Regions from separate parts of the Homo sapiens genome. Here region 2 is linked to region 1. Evidence: chromatin loops called from intact Hi-C (ENCODE). Cell type or tissue: ovary. All regions are shown on one strand. Each heading gives the region's core, and the rest is flanking DNA. Links, peaks and the distances in the headings are about the cores only.

Region 1 (8,332 bases), core at 247-8,246:
TGTAAAGACTTGCAGAGTAGGTGCTGTCCCAGATAAAAGAGTTGTGGCAGATTGTATTTTTTCCATTGATGGCTGCACCAATAAATGTTCTGTCCTGTGTTGCTTTTCTTTCTTTTTTTTTCTTTTTTTTTTTTGAGATGGAGTCTTGCTCTGTCTCCCAAGCTGGAGTGCAGTGGTGCAATCTCGGCTTACTGCAACCTTCGCCTCCTGGGTTCAAGCGATTCTTCTGCCTCAGCCTTCTGAGTAGCTGGGTTTACAGGTGCATGCCACCACACCCGGCTAATTTTTGTATTTTTAGTAGAGACGGTTTGACTGTATTGGCCAGGCTGGTCTCGAACTCCTGACCTGGTGATCCACCCACCTCGGCTTCCCAAAGTGCTGGGATTACAGGCGTGAGCCACCACGCCCGGCTGTTTGTTTTTATTAAATTGTGAAGCTGGCATTCTTTTATCAAACTGGAGTTTGTATTCCCTTCCTTTGAACCTGGGCAGACCTTTATAAACTGCTTTGACTAGCAGATTGAAGCAGAAGTGACGCTGCTTGACTCCTGAAGCTTAAGTCATAAAAGACAACCACTATACCTTCCATCTGCATCTTTCATCTTGGAACACAAGTATAGGCTACCCTGAGCTAACATGTAACAAGTCCAGTTACATTGAAGCCACTCTGTTAGAGCATGTGTGCAGACTGTGGAGAGATAGAGAGATGTGATGCCTTTACAGCCCCAGCCTGTTTAATATTTTCAGCTGAGGTCCCAGACATTGTGGAACAGGGACAAGTCAGCTCTGCTGTGTCTGATTCCTGATCTACAGACTCCATGACATGATAAATGGTTGTTTTACACCACTAAATTTTGGGGTCATTGTTAAACAACCACGATAACTAGAACATGCCAATTCAGAGTCTGCCAGCATGGGCAAAGAAGAAAGGATAAATCAAAACGATGAAGGGGGAGGCCAAGGCAGGAGGATCACTTGAGGCCAGGAGTTTGAGATCAGCCTGGGCAACAGCGAGACCCTGTTTCTACAATAAATAAAAAAAATTAGCTTGGCGTGGTAGTGTGCACCTGTAGTCCTAGCAACTTGGGAGGCTGAGACGGAAGAATCCTTTGAACCCAGGAATTCGAGATTACAGTGAGCTGTGATTGCACCACTGCACTCCAGCCTGGTTGACAGTGAGACCCTGTCTCAACCACAACAGGAAAAAGGATGATGGGGGTTGTGGCTACACTTACGCAATTTGTTGGTACAACTGAATGACAAATACTGGGGAACAAAGCTCCCTAATGGCTGAGATACTCTTTCTTCTCATTTTACTTGGCAAACTTGGTTAGATGCAAGTAAGAAAACTTTGTGATTTTTTTTTTTTTTGGACTGTATTTGGACTGAATGTATTACTTGTGGCCCCAGAGGCTAGTTTGGTGATGTACCATATTGGGAGGTTGTATGGAAGAGGCTCAACTATCTGACGAGGGATCAATGTTGGGCTAACTTCAAAAATAAATGAGGTTGGTTTGCCAGAATCAACTTTTTATTTATGAAGAATGGAAGAATTGGCTGGGCGCGGTGGCTCATGCCTGTAATACCAATACTTTGGGAGGTCAATGTGGGTGGATCACCTGAAGTCAGGAGTTTGAGACCAGCCTGACCAACATGGAGAAACCCCGTCTCTACTAAAAATACAAAATTAGCCGGGCGTGGTGGTGCATGCCTGTAATCCCAGCTACTCAGGAGGCTGAAGCGGGGTAATTGCTTGAACCTGGGAGGCGGAGGTTGTGGTGAGCTGAGATTGTGCCATTGTACTCCAGCCAGGGCAACAAGAGTGAAATTCCATCTCAAAAAAAAAAAAAAAAAAAGAATGGAAGAATCTGAATGCTCAGATGACTTTATTTTGTTTTTCCCAAAAGATGCATTCTTCAAAGATGTGGGCAGTGTTTCCATTTTTGACAGCTACTTACTGGGAAAGTTCTGCATTGCAAGTGGTCCTGTGGGCATTGTGGTGACTTGCCATGAAGAGCCTTCATTCTGGTGTCTGTAGGGAGTTTAATCCTTGAGAAGATGACAGGTTCCATGATTTTGATGGGCTGTTTTGTAGACAGCAGGGAGGAAAAGCCACATCCCTAGAATTGCCAACACTGGCTCTTGGTATCTACGAAATGCTACCTGTATCAGATGAAACTGATTTGGGCAGCATGTGTGACGGATAGCGCAAGATTTGCTTGATGTGTGGAGATAGCCGTCTTTCTCTTTCAAGGATTTGAAAAAGGCTTCTCTGGGTCAGCAGCTAAAACTATAATTCCTAGGAAAGTCATCAGCAAGTTTTCAGTGAAATGCTGCCAGATGTGATTCTCCAAGCTGTGGGTGAGCAGATTGTTATTTACCAAGAAGTTTGCTAAGCTGAAGAACTCTGACAATTCAAGGTATACCTGCTTCAAGGTATATACTGCTTCATGGTATATACTCTCTCATGGAAAGTTCTGGGTATCAAACTTTAATTTTTCTGATTACATAGTTGAGGAAAAAAATAGCTAAATCAGACATAAAGATAAGGGATAAAGAAGCACTATCTGTGATTGTCACCTTTCTGGAGACAGACAAAAATGGATCTCTGTTGCCTGAGCAGTCAGCAGTTGTATCTGCTCACTCAACGGGAAGTGCTCCTCAAAGTGAAGTGCTCCTCCCAAAGTGAAGTGCTCACACGGGCTAGTTGTGTAGAACGGACAACAGTGGTGGGTAGACATTTGTGGGTCATGCCTCACTAGCCAACTGATACTGAAACAACTCCCTTGCCTTTCCTGAGAAAGAAATGTGAAATCAAGTAGATGGGCACTTCTCTTATAAAAACCCTCACAAATCTCAAATAGGTGACATGATTATATGTTACTGTTTTATGAATTGACTTACTTGGAATGCCAAGTAATCTTCAGTTTTTAGTTGCAAGTACTTACAAGTGGTTCTGGATTGAGAGGGTTGTCTCCCTGGTTAGATTTGTACATTATTAGGTGTGTCTTGTGGCTCTTGAAGCTGTTAGAAATCCCACATGCTTTAGAAAATTCTGGTTACCATTAATAGTTGGCTTCCAAATAAGACTTGTGACCAACATTGTTTTCTGCTTCCAGTTCATGCCTTCTTTTTCAGGCTAACACTGAAATGATATTGGAAGAACAGTTGGGAGGTTTTCCACTTAGAGAGACCTCTTTGCTTGCTATTGAGATGGGATTCCCTGATACACTGCAGATTCTGGCTGTCTTTCAAGATCTGAGCCATTGCTGGCAGTTTCCACCTTTGTGATCCCTTAAAACATCCATCTTAAAAATGTAAAATAACGACTAGTTTACCTTTCTTATGTCTGTGTTACTAAATGAAAACTAAACATGAATCCTCTTTTTAAAAATAAGAGCTTTAGAATGGAATAAGCCAAGTTGCTGGTCAGGCCTGTAGGGTGCTGAGCTTTATTCTGCAACTGCTTTGTAGCATTTTTCTAATTCCTGCCATTTCTTTCATTTTTTTCCTCAGGACATGCTTTGCTTCTTGCATACTTAAGGATTCCTTGGCTTCACACTCAGTGCTACTAGAATCCACCCATGCACACTCCTCAACTTCAGTCTAACAGTGTCTTAAGACATTGTAGTTCTGAAAGCATGGCCTGTAAATCACAAGGGATCCCCAAGATCCTTTCACAGAAAGATCCACTAGCTCAAAACTCTTTTCATGATAATATTCAGATATTATCTGCCTTTTTCACCATGTTGACATTTGCACTGATGGTGCCAAAAAAAGCTGTGGTGGCTAAAACTCCTGGTGCCTTACCAAAAATCAAGGCAGTGGTGTCGTGCCATGCTTTCTGTGGTATTCCTCATCAGCTTGTACTAACAGTAAAAAAAAAGAAAAAAAAGAGTCATATTCCCCTAAGAATATTCTTCATGAGGCCGGGCGCGGAGGCTCACACCTGTAATCCTAGCACATTAGGAGGCTGAGCCGGTTGGATCACTTGAGGTCAGGAGTTTGAGACCAGCCTGGCCAACATAGTGAAACTCTGTTTCTACTAAAAATATGAAAATTAGCTGAGTGTGGTGGCGCATACCCATAATATCAGCTACTCGGGAGGCTGAGGCAGGAGAATCGATTGAACCCGGGAGGTGGAGGTTGCAGTGAGCTGAAATGGCACCACTGCACTCCAGTCTGGGTGACAGAGTGAGATTCTGTCTCAAAAAAAAGAATATTCTTCATGAAACAGTAAAAATTAATAATTTTATAAAATCTTGACCCTCAAGTATAATTTTTCTCATTTTTTTAAAGTTATAATTTACCTACAATAAAAAGCAACCTTTTTGGTGTACACTTCTGTGAAATTGACTAATTCATATAGTTGTGTAATCATCACTTCCACAAGCAGGATATAGCACAGATCCATCACCCCAAAACGTTTCTCTGTATGCCTTCTGGTCCTTCCCCCATGTCGAGCACCTGGCAAACACTGAACTGTTTTCTGTTCTTATAATTTTGCCTTTTCCGGAATGTTATGTCAGTGAAATCGTATAGTACGTGGCCTTCTGAATCTAGCTTTTTTCACTTAGCCTAATGCATTTGAGATTCATCTATGTTGTTGTATGTAGCTGTAGTTTGTTCCTTTTTATTGCTGAATAGTATTCTGTTATACATATATACTACAGTTTATCCACTCATTAGTTGAAGGACATGTGGGTTGTTTACAATTTTTGGCTGTGTGAACATAAGTTTTCATTTCACTTAGGAGTGGGACTTTGGGGTATGGTAAATATATGTTCAAGAAACAACCAAACTCTCTTCCAAATGGCTGTACTATTGTGCTTTCCACCAGTAAGGTATGAGAATTCCAGTTACCCCACCACCTTTCCAGCATGTTGCATTGTCATTTTGTTTTCATTTTAATCCATTCTAAATATGTAGTAGTATGTAATTGAAGATTTAATTTGCATGTCATTAATGATATTGGGCATCTTTTCCTGTGCTATTTGTCATATGTATGTCTTTGGTGAAGTGACTGGTCAAATCTTTTGCTTTTTTTTTTTTTTTTTTGGAAACAACAGTCTTGCTCTGTCACCCAGATTGGAGTGCAATGGCACGATCTCGGTTCACTGCAACCTCTGCCTCCCAGGATCAAGTGATTCTGCTGCCTCAGCCTCCTGAGTAGCTGGGATTACAGGCACCCACCACCATGCCCGGCTAATTTTTTTGTATTTTTAGTAGAGATGGGGTTTTACCATGTTGGTCAGGCTGGTCTTGAACTCCTGACCTCAAGTGATCCACCTGCCTTGGCCTCCCAACATGCTGTGATTACAGGCATGAGCCACTGCAGCTGGCTTTGTTTAATTGGGTTTTTCTTATTAAGTTTTGAGAGTTTAAAAAAATATATATTCTGGATATGTCATTAATCAGATATATAATTTGTAAATATCTTCTCCCTTAGTATATATTTTAATATTCCACTGGCAAAATGGAAGTTTGCGTGAAGCATTTTTGTGATGTATTGTTAAATAAAATGGTTGTCTCTAGGAAAAGCACTTATGTGATTGAGTTGTGAGTTGAAATAGCTGTTTTCCCCCCGCCCCGAGCAAAATCTCATTTTTACTGGAGAGAATGACAAACTGGTTTCTCAGACTTGCAGGCTTTCTCAAATCTCAAATTTATCTAAAAAATTCTCGAGATATTTTCTCACAAATGAGTGAGGTGAACCTGTCACTTCATGGAAAATAAATGACAGTATTTTTACCAGTGATAAAATTAGAGCCTTTTGTTTAAAAAAAAAAAAAAAAAAAAAACAATTTTGGAAAGCTTATATCAACTACTATGCTCTTACAGATTTCCAACACTTAAGTTTTTCTGATGAAACTGGTGGTGATAATAACAAATATGATTTTGGATACTGTGTATTGAAATGAGCTGGCATTTGGAGGTTCTGCAATACTCAGTAGACTAATACTTTCCTAATGACCACTATTTGATGTTATAAAATCATCCAAAAGTAAAAGATCCAAATTACAGGTTGAGCATCTCAAATGTGAAATGTTCCAAAATCCAAAACTTTTTAAGCACCAACAAGATGCTCAAAAGAAATGCTCACTGGGGGCATTTTGGATTTTGGATTTTCAGATTGGGGTGCTCAACTGGTAAGTACAATGCCAATATTCTAAATCTGAAAAAATCCCAAACATTTCTGGTCCCAAGCATTTTGGATAACGGAATCTCAGCCTGTACAAGATTGACCAATGGATCGTAGTATAAGGGAAACAAAGCGCCCTAATGACTGAGATACTCCTTCCCATTTTACTTGGTAAGCTAAGAAAAACAAGAAAATTATTACTGTAAAATAAGAAAATCTAAAAAGTTCTTTAATACAGTTTTAGGATCCACATTGCAGCTAACCTTTAACAGCCAGTTGTCAAGTTTTGGTATACTATCAAAAAAGTACATCCACAATTGTCCGAAAAGACTATTAAAATTCTCCTCCCTTTTCCAAGTATGTATCTGTATGAGGCTGGATTCTCATCATATGCTTCTACCAAAATGTATGTCCACAGACTGATGGTAGAAGTGGATATGAGAATCCACATTTATTGAAGAGATTTGCACAAATGCAAAACAATGCCATTCTCACTACATTTTTTTTGTTTTAGAATTTTTAAAATAAAAACATTGTTAACATGTAAGCTCACATTTTAAAGTTGACAAATATTTTTAAAATGTCTGTTTGAATTCCTAATATAGTAAATAGATTAGATACATAGTATACATAACTCTGAGCTCTTCGGGGTCTTCAGTAATTTTGAAGAGTTCAAAGGAGTCTCCTGAGACCAAAAAAGTTCATAGATTGCTACTTAGAATTTAATTCCAGCATCATCATTGTGTACTGGTGGTGGAGAACAAACCTAAGCCCTAGCCCAAGGCTTCTTGGTTTGAGGCTTCTAGTTCTCAAGAAGGAATTCATATTTACTTTACAGAATTGATATATTTTATATTCTTTAAAAGATGTCTTTACAGATAACCTCTTCAACTCTGTCTTCCATTATCATAAATGATACTCAGTACTTACAAATAAACCAATGCAATCAGCCCTCCATCTCTGTGGGTTCCAAATCTGTGGATTCAGCCAACTCAGGATTGAATGTATTCAGTAAAAAAAGAATGGTTGCATCCCTACTGAACATGTACAGACTTTTTTTTCTTGTTCCCTAAACAATACAGTATAACAGCAATTTACATAGCATTTAAATTACATTAGGTATTATAAATAATCTAGAGATGATTTAAAGTATGTAGGAGGATGTGCGTAGGTTATATGCAAATACTATGCCACTTTATGTAAGGACTTCAGCATCTGCAGATTTGGTATCCTGTGGAGGTCCTGGAACCAATCCCCTAAGGATACCAAAGGATGACTTACTTTGCATTAAGGAATGATACATAGCTCTTTCTCCACTAAATCACCCAGATCCCATAAAGAGTAAAGAAAGTAGATTTTCACCTCACTTAATTCTTCCCCATTTTATCTTAAATAGGGTTTCTCATTAGCACTGAAAGTCTAAAGGCTGACATGAAAGGAACAATGAGGTGACTTGCCTAAGCCTTAAACTAGATGAATAGACGTTGGTAGATTTGTTGTCCATATAGTTTGCTTATTTACTCAGCCTGCACCTAGAAGCTGTATTCTCTGTTTAACGTTCCGCCTCTTAGCTCTCATCAGTATGCCATAGACCTAAATATTGTAAGGTGCTTTTTTTCATTTTTGTTAGCGCTTTCTTTTTTCCAATACTTGAAACGTCAGAGGGTATAGGATGCGTGTGAATTCTGTTTTAAAGCCATAGACAACAAACACCCTAATCAGCTAGAACACGTTTTTGTGGTCTTTGTTCCAGAAGAAATCATAGAAGGATCAAAACAGTTCTTATAGTTCAGGAGCAGTGGGATTATCATCTTTGAACATGAGAGACCATATGATTATAAAATGACTCCTTTTTGGCTTTTATATGTGATAGTATTAGATTATAACATTTAAATAGTGGATATTGGCCCAATGGTGGGGGTAAAAGTTCTTAAAATCTTGTGACTATATCTAATCTAAAGGCATGCTAGATCATAGCACTTAATGGCCTAGTCTCATTCTCTAAACAAGAAAAACACTAATGTGGCTGGGCGTGGTGGCTCATGCCTGTAATCCTAGCACTTTGGGAGGCTGAGGCAGGTGGATCACCTGAGATCAGGAGTTCAAGACCAGCCTGGCCAATCTGGCAAAACCCCGTCTCTACTAAAAATACAAAAATTAGCCAGGCGTGGTGGCGGGCACCTGTAATCCC
Region 2 (8,332 bases), core at 21-8,020, 84 kb after region 1:
GGACCTTTACACAATGCAATCTGTTTTGCAGATAGTCTTGACTATTTTGAGGCTATCCGACCTAACCTAAATGCCTCTACAAAGTAGAACAGGAGAGTTGCTTGGAAGTCTAAGATTTCTCACCATATATTTATATACGTGAAGAAGAATAGTTAGGATGCCCTGAAGAAGTCATGCCCATTCCTTTTTTTTTTGAGATGGAGTTTTGCTCTGTCGCCCAGGCTGGAGTGCAGTGGTGTGATCTCGGCTCGCTGCAACCTCCGCCTCCCGGGTTCAAGTGATTCTCCTGCCTCAGCCTCCCAAGTAGCTGGGACTACAGGTGCCCGCCACCACGCCCAGCTAATTTTTTGTATCTTTAGTAGAGACGGGGTTTCACCATGTTAGCCAGGATGGTCTTGATCTCCTGACCTCATTATCCGCCCGCCTCAGCCTCCCAAAGTGGTGGGATTACAGGCGTGAGCCACGGTGCCCAGCCCACCATGCCCATTCCTAACAAGTGCCCTCCATCTAGAGAGAGAGGCAAGGCCCAAAATGTGGAAATACAAGGGCAGTCTGTTTGGCACCCCTTGCCAGGATTTATGGTCTTCTGAGCCCCTCTCCTAAGGGTCACAATGACCTCTGCTCATGAAGGAGTCGTCTCAGTGGTTCCATGAAGGTCCTTAGCCTTTAATGAGCAGTTCGGCACCCTCCATCAAAGAGCATGTGGTCCAGTTCCACCAAGATCCCTGTTCCCTAAGAACCCCTGCTCCCTCCACTGCCACGTGGTGATTCAAACAGGCTGATGCAGCAGGCCCACCATGCCAGTGAAGCCACAGGCTTTGCTAGCTGCAGAAGTGGTCTTGCTTGGGCCTGGTGAGACCTGGCATAGCCTGGTGGCCTCATCTCAGGCCCAGGTGCATGACTGGAAGACAGCTCTGTGTGGTGGTGAAGTCCACATGTAAGTGATTCTTCAAAGTGCACCATCGGCGGAACAGGCAGGAAGATGGGGATGCAGTGTGTTGCTCAGGGGGCAGTCATGTGTGTGATGTGCTGGTCTGAATGTCCTTGACCTTGTTGTTTTCCTACCTTACCACGGCTGTAGCATTATGAAATCAGGGATGACATCCAAATCTTCAGTTCTGATCTCTCCTCCTCTAAAGATCCTGTATCCAACTGCCTGGTGGGCATTTCCAGTGGATGTTCTGGGACCACCTCCCCCTCCAATGCCTGACCCTGCACTGAGGCCTCACCCCTCGGCTGAGGCCCCACCAAACACACAGACACCGAGTCAGAACCCTGGGCTCATTCCAGATGCCTCCCTTCTCACACCTCCCACACCCCTGCAACAAAATAAGGAGTCATTAGAGCTCACAGTCCTGCAGCACTCACTGCATGGCGGGCGCTGTTCTAAACTTGACACGTATTAGCTCACATAGCTCCACAGCAACCCTGTAAGACAGGCACTGTTACAGTTCCCATTTTGTGGGTGAGGAAACTGAGGCACACAGACTTCTGCAGAGGCACCCAGCTAAGTGCCAGAACCAGAAGTCAAGCCCGCATGGTCTGGCTGTAGGTGTTGCGCTCCTCTGTCGCCTCACTAAGCCTGCTTGCCAGTGCCTATCTTGCACTGCTTGCCAGTGCATATCTATACTTCCGTCAAGCCTCAGCTAAGAAGTCACCTTCTCTCAAGAGCCTCACCTGTCCTTTCCAGGTGGAGTTAACAGTTTCCAGTTCAGCACACACACTTTTCCTCTCTCACACCACAGTCCACATAATTGAATATCTGTTTGCTTCTCTCCCTGGAGACTGTGACCTCCATCCCCCCAGGGATCCAGATCATGTTTCATTCATCTTTGTATCTCAGTGCCTGACTGTAGGCCCTCAGGAAAGGTGTGTTGACTGACTAAATAATCAAAGCAAGAGCCTTATATGGAAAACACACAGACACACACACACATGGAGCGAGCAGCAGCAGCATTTGGCTAGATCCCACTTCTTCCCACTGCTGACTCTTCCCTGCTATGGCCCTCCCAGGCTAGCCTGGCCCAGGTCCCACTCACCGGCTGCCCTGGGTAATGGTGGGCACGATGTCATGGCTGGCACGGAGGGGCCGGGTCCTGGCCTTCATGCGGGCACGCTGCAGCAGATGCGTGGCTTCCTCATGCCTGGGGCTCAGCACAGGCTCCGGGTTGGGACCAACGGTCCTGCAGCGTGGCACACAGGCCAGGGTGGTGGGGGAGGGATTAGAGGAAAATAACGCAGATTAGGAGGGCTTTAGCAGTGTCAAGCACTGGCTGTGCCAGAAAAAGCCCTGCATGTGCAGCCTTCCTCCTCTAGCACCCACGCACAGGGAACCCAGCCTGGGGGCCTGGGGCCTGGGGCCTGGGGCTGGGAAATGGCCCTGCGTGGCTCTGGATGGGGGCTGGGGAGCTGGCCCGGCCTTGGACATCTGCTCAGGCACTGGAGGCAGAGACCTCAAGAGGATCTAGAAAGGGTAGGAGAGTCTCCAGATTATTCTATTGTTCCTTCCCCAGGCAGACAGCAGGAGCTATCTGGGAGGAGGAGGGAGAAAGGGCCCGGGGTTGTTGGGCTGGGCCTGTGCCCAGACAGATGGTCTCTCCACGCATCACCTCTCTCTCCTTCTGTCTCTCTGCACCCACACACAGCACCACACTAGTACCCACTGCAGATGCAAAGAATCAGGGCTCTGTCCAGCATAGATTGGGCCCTTTGGGGGAATGGCATTTTTATAAATCCTGGTGTTTTCTTGCCTTAGTCCCAATCCAAAACCATCAGGCACCAGCTCAGGGCTCACAGGCTCAGGGCTGAGAGAAATTAAGCTGGACCCAAACCAAGCCAGCAAGTGGTTCGACTTTCATAATAATAAGGGTCCTCCACCAGCCCCCACCCCCTACCAGATGTGCTGCCTCCCTGGCCAGTCCAGAGTGGCAGAAAATGACAGCAGTCCGTTTTCAAAGCTGTCTCTCAGCCAGTGACATACAGCCCGCGCTGGGTTACAGCTATAACAGCAACCCACAATCTCCCACTGACAAGACGTTGTTCTCCACGGAGCTTGCTCTCCCCAGCCAGGCTGGCCGAGGGCAGGTGTTCTCTCCACTTGACAGATGAGGGTGTCCAGAGCAGAGAAGAACGCTGGCACATTGTTCAAGGTCGAACGTCAATTGCAAGCGGAGCAGAGCACACGACAGCCAGCCCACTGTCTCCAGCATCGTTCCGCACCCTCTGTCCTCTCCTGCCTTGGGTCTCAGGGCAGGCAGAGGATGTTTGTGGCTGGGGGCAGATGCGCTCTTTGGGGTAACTTCATCATCCCCACTGGCTGCCCCTGTCCTCGCCGTCACATATGCTGGGCTGTCCTCAACAGTGAGGGTCCACAGGGCTCCAGCAGGTCCTGATCTCAGACCTGCAGCCCCTCACCATGGTCCTGACTGGGGGAAGGGACCAGGCAGTTTCCTGGGTGACAGAGATGTGAGTGGAAATGGCACAGCTCTGAGGCCTCCAAGGAAGGCTTCCTTGGACATCCTTGGACAAACTCTGGGCAGACTATGATTTCTTTTCTTGTTTCCTTTTCTTTTTCTTCTCACTATTTGCATCCAACCCTGTTTTGGGGCTGCTGGGGAGCAGGAGGAGACTGCTAGAAGAAAGGCACCATCTGTGCCTGTGAACCCTGGCAGGGCCCAGGCATGGCTTTGGAACAAGGAGGGCTTTACTGGAGTGATGGGAAAGCGAATCTCCAGGCCCGCTGCCCCGTGAAGCCTCCTTTGGCAGGAGAGGCCTCCCTCTGCACAGCTTCCCCAGCAGACAGCTCCTCCAAGGCGGCTGAGAGCAGCTGTGCTCCCTGGGGCTCCTGCCCTGACAGCAGAGATAATGAGGTTACCAGCCCGGAGAGGCGCCCCTGCAGCCGTGGGCCTCTGGCTGCCAGCCCGCACACTCGGAGCCTTCCGGTGACAGCTGTGGTTCCACGGCTGTCAGAGGGCATTTGTCACAAGACCTGGTGGGCAGGCAGGAGGGCCCCCAGGCAACTGGCCAGATGCTGCCAGGATCAGCCTTGCCCCCAGGTTTTAAAGCCATTTTCCAGCTTTGCTATTTCCTTTCTGCTCCCTCCTCTTGGAGCTGTTACTTTTTTTTTTTTTTTTTTTTTCTCATCAGCTGTCTTGCTTCAGTTCCTGGCAGACAAAGCTGGTTCTCCACTGATTAGAAAAGCAGGGCTTTTTAGGCGCCTAGAGGCATCCATGCAGTACCACACTGAGCATGGAGGAGTGGCAGTCACCTTCACAGACTGCAGCCAAGGTCAACGTGCACCCTGGTGAAGCGAGGGCCTGACCAGCCCTGTGGAGGGAAGGTGGTCTTTCTCTGAGGCAGGGAACAAGCAGGCAAAATGGGGTGGGTGCTGAGTCTGTCCCATCTCACTGCCCACCTCCCAGCTCCCAGAGTTGCTCTGGAAAATTCCTAGAAGGGTTGGGGTGGTCAGTGCCATGGCCAGGCAGAGGCAATTCCTGCCTAAGAAGAGACGGCTTTTTGCCACTGTCTTGAAAGTCTGCACTTCTGGAGCTCATTAGCTCAGAGGGTGGAGCATAGGAATAAAGTGGCTGAGTGCTTTTCCTCCCTGGGCCTCAGTTTCCCCATCTGCAAGCAGTGGGGGCTGGAGAGGGGAGAGGACTCACAGTGCTACCCTGTGAGCCCAGATCTTTGGCCACATAGTCTGATATGCCATAAGGTGGGGTGTGGGATTTCGAGGTCCCCCCTTGGGGGAGTTCCCACCACAGATGTTTGGCCCTGACCGAGTGGCAGAGCCTATAAAGAGCTCATTGTTGGGGAAAACTAGAGTTCCACTAGAGTATGCTGGCCCTTCCCCCACCCCTCCAGCCACCTGTGTCCTCGACTGGTTCACAAGGACAAAGGGCAGCGTGTGGTCCCCTCCTGCTCTGGGCACTCCCGTCTCGGCCAGTTTCCTGGTGGAGGGACAGGCTTAGCTAAGGCTTTGCTCTCCCTCCAGCCAGCTGGGGCAGGAGAACCACCATTGCTCTCCTAGCCAAGGAGGTCAAGGGGACAGAGTGGCCTTCTTCTGCAGCCATCATAATCCTGGATTAAAATAATAAGCTCAGCGAGTCTGTGTTTAACCCTTTCAACTCAGGTACATGGATGGGGAAATAACTGGGAATGTAGAGGGATCTGCCGCTTCCCAGATTCCAGGATGCACCCAGTAGAGGGAGAATATGGAGTGTACAGAACATAGAGAAACTTTTCTGCTTAGCATTTGTTCCATGTTTGCGTATTTGAAAGCTTTCTGATGACCACGGATAGAGCTCTCCTACTGTGATTCTGTGTGCAATTTTCTGAATGAGGGGAAGTGGAAAAGGTGCACCTGGAACTGATTCTGGGTCATGTGCTCCATGAGGGCAGGGACCTAGTCTCAGACTGTCATGCTTGCTTGCACAGGTCCCTTCTTCCCAGGTCTGCAGGACATGGACAGGACACAGCCTAGAGTGGCGGGGAAGTGTGTGGCTTGGGGGCAGCCTGCCTGGGGTTCTAATCCCTGGACAGCCACTTCCTAGCTGTGTCACCCTGGCAGGTTACTTAGGAGTTGAGCCTCAGTTTCCCTATCTGCTAAATAAGGGCTCAGTTGTTAAGATAAGTGAGAGTGACTCCTTTAAAAGAGATTAGCACAGAGCTGGGCACTTGGTAAGAGTCCACAAATGTTAGCATTTATTATTATTATTATTATTATTTTATCATTAGCACCATTGTTTTGTTAAATTACTCTCACCCCCTTACTAAGCAAAGGATGGAATCCCCGAATATGTACTAAAGTCACCTGTGATGAGATCACTTTGTCGTCAGCAAGGGGAAGGCATGTTTGAAATGACAAACACCATCTTGTAGCTGGAGGGGACCTGGTGGCTTTGCTCTGGACTTTGAAAAGCCCTTGACAGGGCTCCATAGAAAAGGTGGCTTCCATAGGATAGAAAACAGGAGGTGGCCAATTGGTCATGGAGGAAAGCTGACTCCCAGACAGTCAATAGGCCCTCCTGTCAATGGAGAAGGAGGAGTGGGAGTCCTTAGGAATGGCAGCTGGGAGAACCCACCTCCTTCAACACCTTCAAAAGGATCTGTGTGGAGGCCTGCAGTGCACGCCTAAGATGCTGACTTCTGAGGAGAGCAGAGCCACCCTGCCCCTGCCTTCCTGAAGATGAACAGATTCCCTGCTGAGCCCCAGAAGGAGGCTTTGGGCTGCCCCTTTGGTGAGAACCTCTTGGCCTCAGGTGTGGGACCTGGGTGGCCACAGAGGAGGCAGGTGTCCGAGATGCCCTCCGATGGGGGACCAGTGGCCTGTTCAACTCTGGCAGGCAGAGGAGAGGGCTTCCTTTCCTAGAATTTCAGACTGGCTCCCACCAGATGAATTGCCTTGGGTAAATTGACTTTCTCAAGCTCCTTGATTGGTAAAGATTGGGACCATCATGAGATTTTCATGTGTGGTGTGTATATGGGCATGGCAATGACGCAGCATGGGACAGGGTATCTGGAGGATCCAGGTGGCACTGGGTTTGTGATAGGGCTTCCTTCTCCACCCAGGGTGAGACACTGGGAGCGTGTTAAGTATCCTAAAACACTGTTGAGTGGTTACATTTAATTTTTTCTTTTGCTTTAGTCTCGGTGGGGCTGGGAGTGGTAAGGGGGCTTTCCTTTGTGCGTGTATATCAGTGGGGCAGGATGGGAGCTGGGGGTTGGTAAGGACAGGCAGGGGCTCAGGCATTCTTCCGTTCTTGGTTACACCCGTGCCCTGGGGTGTTCTCAGCCACCTCTACAGCCCTGGGCATGCTGGGGTGGTGCTGGGATGGTGGGAGTGTCTCTTCTCCCGCACTCAGCCGGGACTCCCCATGCCTCCTTGCTGAGCCCTTACTCACACTCTTTACGACGTGCCTCTGCCAGACATTTCTGAGAGCCTTTCCCTGCACACACTTGCAGGCACTGGGGCCCGGAGACAAGAACAGCACAGTTCTTGCCCCAGGAGCTCAGGGAGGAGATACACCAGTGCCAGCTATGGCTGCAGCCGGTGCAGGGCACAATAAGAGCAAAAGTGGCCAGTTCCATGTGAAATTGCACTGGATCACACCCAGTGGCCAGCTCGCAGGGGAGCTCTGTGCTTCTGTGATCTAATAAATACGGATTTGGTCCCCACTCCTGGCACCTGGCACACAGCTCCTAAACCCTTGGAATCTCAGGAATGAGCAGAGTGTCTTTTGTATGGTAATGAGACGGCTGGTGGCTGAGAGTCCCTAGATAGCTTCAGGATGTGGGCTGGTCACCAGAAACACCAATCATTTTGAGGGTTGGAACATTAAGCCCCACCTCCTAACCTCCGTCAGGGGAGAGGGGCTGAAGTTTGAGCTGACTCGCAGTGGCCAATGATGTAATCAATCATGCCTACATAATGAGGCCTCCACAAACACCCAAAGGACTGGCAGGACAGCTTCAGGACAGCTGGGCTTGTGAAGGTTTCTGGGGGGTGGTGCCCCATCTCCCATACCTTGCCCCATGCCTCTCCTCACATGGCTGTTCGTGTCTTTTATAACATTCTTCATAAGAAATGGGTAAATGCAAGTAAAGTGTTTCCTTGCGTTCTGTGAGCCGTCCTATAAAATTAAACCCAAGGAAGGAACAGTGGGAACCCCGATTTATAGCTGGTTGGTCCGAAGTGCAGGTCACAACCTGGGACTTGCAATTGGCATCTGAAGTGGGCGCAGTCTTGTGGAACTGAGCCCTCAACCTGTGGGGCCCGATCCTATCTGCAGGTAGACAGTGTCAGAACTGAGTGGAATCACAGGGCAGCCAGCTGGGGTCTGCCAGAGAATTGCTTGGCGGGTGGGAAACATCTGCACACGCTCTGGTGGCTTGAGGTGAAGTGCTCTGTGCTGTGTTGAGTGTGTGAAAGTAGGAAAAACATTTTGGTTTTTTCCTATCTCAGTTTCCAAAAATGCTAATTAACATATTAAGCTTTAAAAGCCTGAGATTTTTCTCACAGCTGAGGGCCTGACCACTTGAACCACAGGCCAAGCCCCTGAAATTCTTTAGGGCTGCCTGTCTTTAACTTAGAGTCTAGAAACTGCTTGAGGGGAGGGAGTTTTTACCCCCCAAGGAATCCCAGCAGGGGCCTGAAGATCGGGACCCGCCCTCCCCTTCCCCTCGCCTGTGTGAAGTGTTTTGGTCCTCGATCACTCACAGGGATTTCCTGAAGGGTGTGTACACCAGGGACTGGGCTTGTGGATCCCCACAGGGGCACGACTCCATCACAGCGATGAGGGGAAAATAAACAACCTAGGATGTTCCCTGCGCT

Evidence for each region. Peaks named below come from ENCODE experiments on the same cell type or tissue, not always from the same donor. Only the 100,000 strongest peaks of a DNase experiment are listed, where the experiment ranks them.
Region 2: a loop joins it to region 1, with 1.9 times the contacts of the local background. A loop is called at or near these places in 19 of 110 quality-filtered maps.

Annotation. Positions count from the first base shown.
Region 1 is chr1:181,006,196-181,014,527 of GRCh38, reverse strand. The region is part of intron 1 of STX6 (syntaxin 6); the gene reads left to right. Among named protein-coding and RNA genes, the nearest start is that of STX6, 13 kb to the left of the region's middle. In ovary, for the core only: no CTCF peak of the experiment used is centred there; a DNase peak (open chromatin) is centred at 3,930.
Region 2 is chr1:180,922,281-180,930,612 of GRCh38, reverse strand. KIAA1614 reads right to left here. Exons shown (of 9, transcript NM_020950.2): 4 at 2,040-2,183. Among named protein-coding and RNA genes, the nearest start is that of KIAA1614, 14 kb to the right of the region's middle. RefSeq lists an enhancer at 6,655-7,536. In ovary, for the core only: no CTCF peak of the experiment used is centred there; a DNase peak (open chromatin) is centred at 3,802; H3K4me3 peaks cover 501 bases; H3K27ac peaks cover 3,813 bases.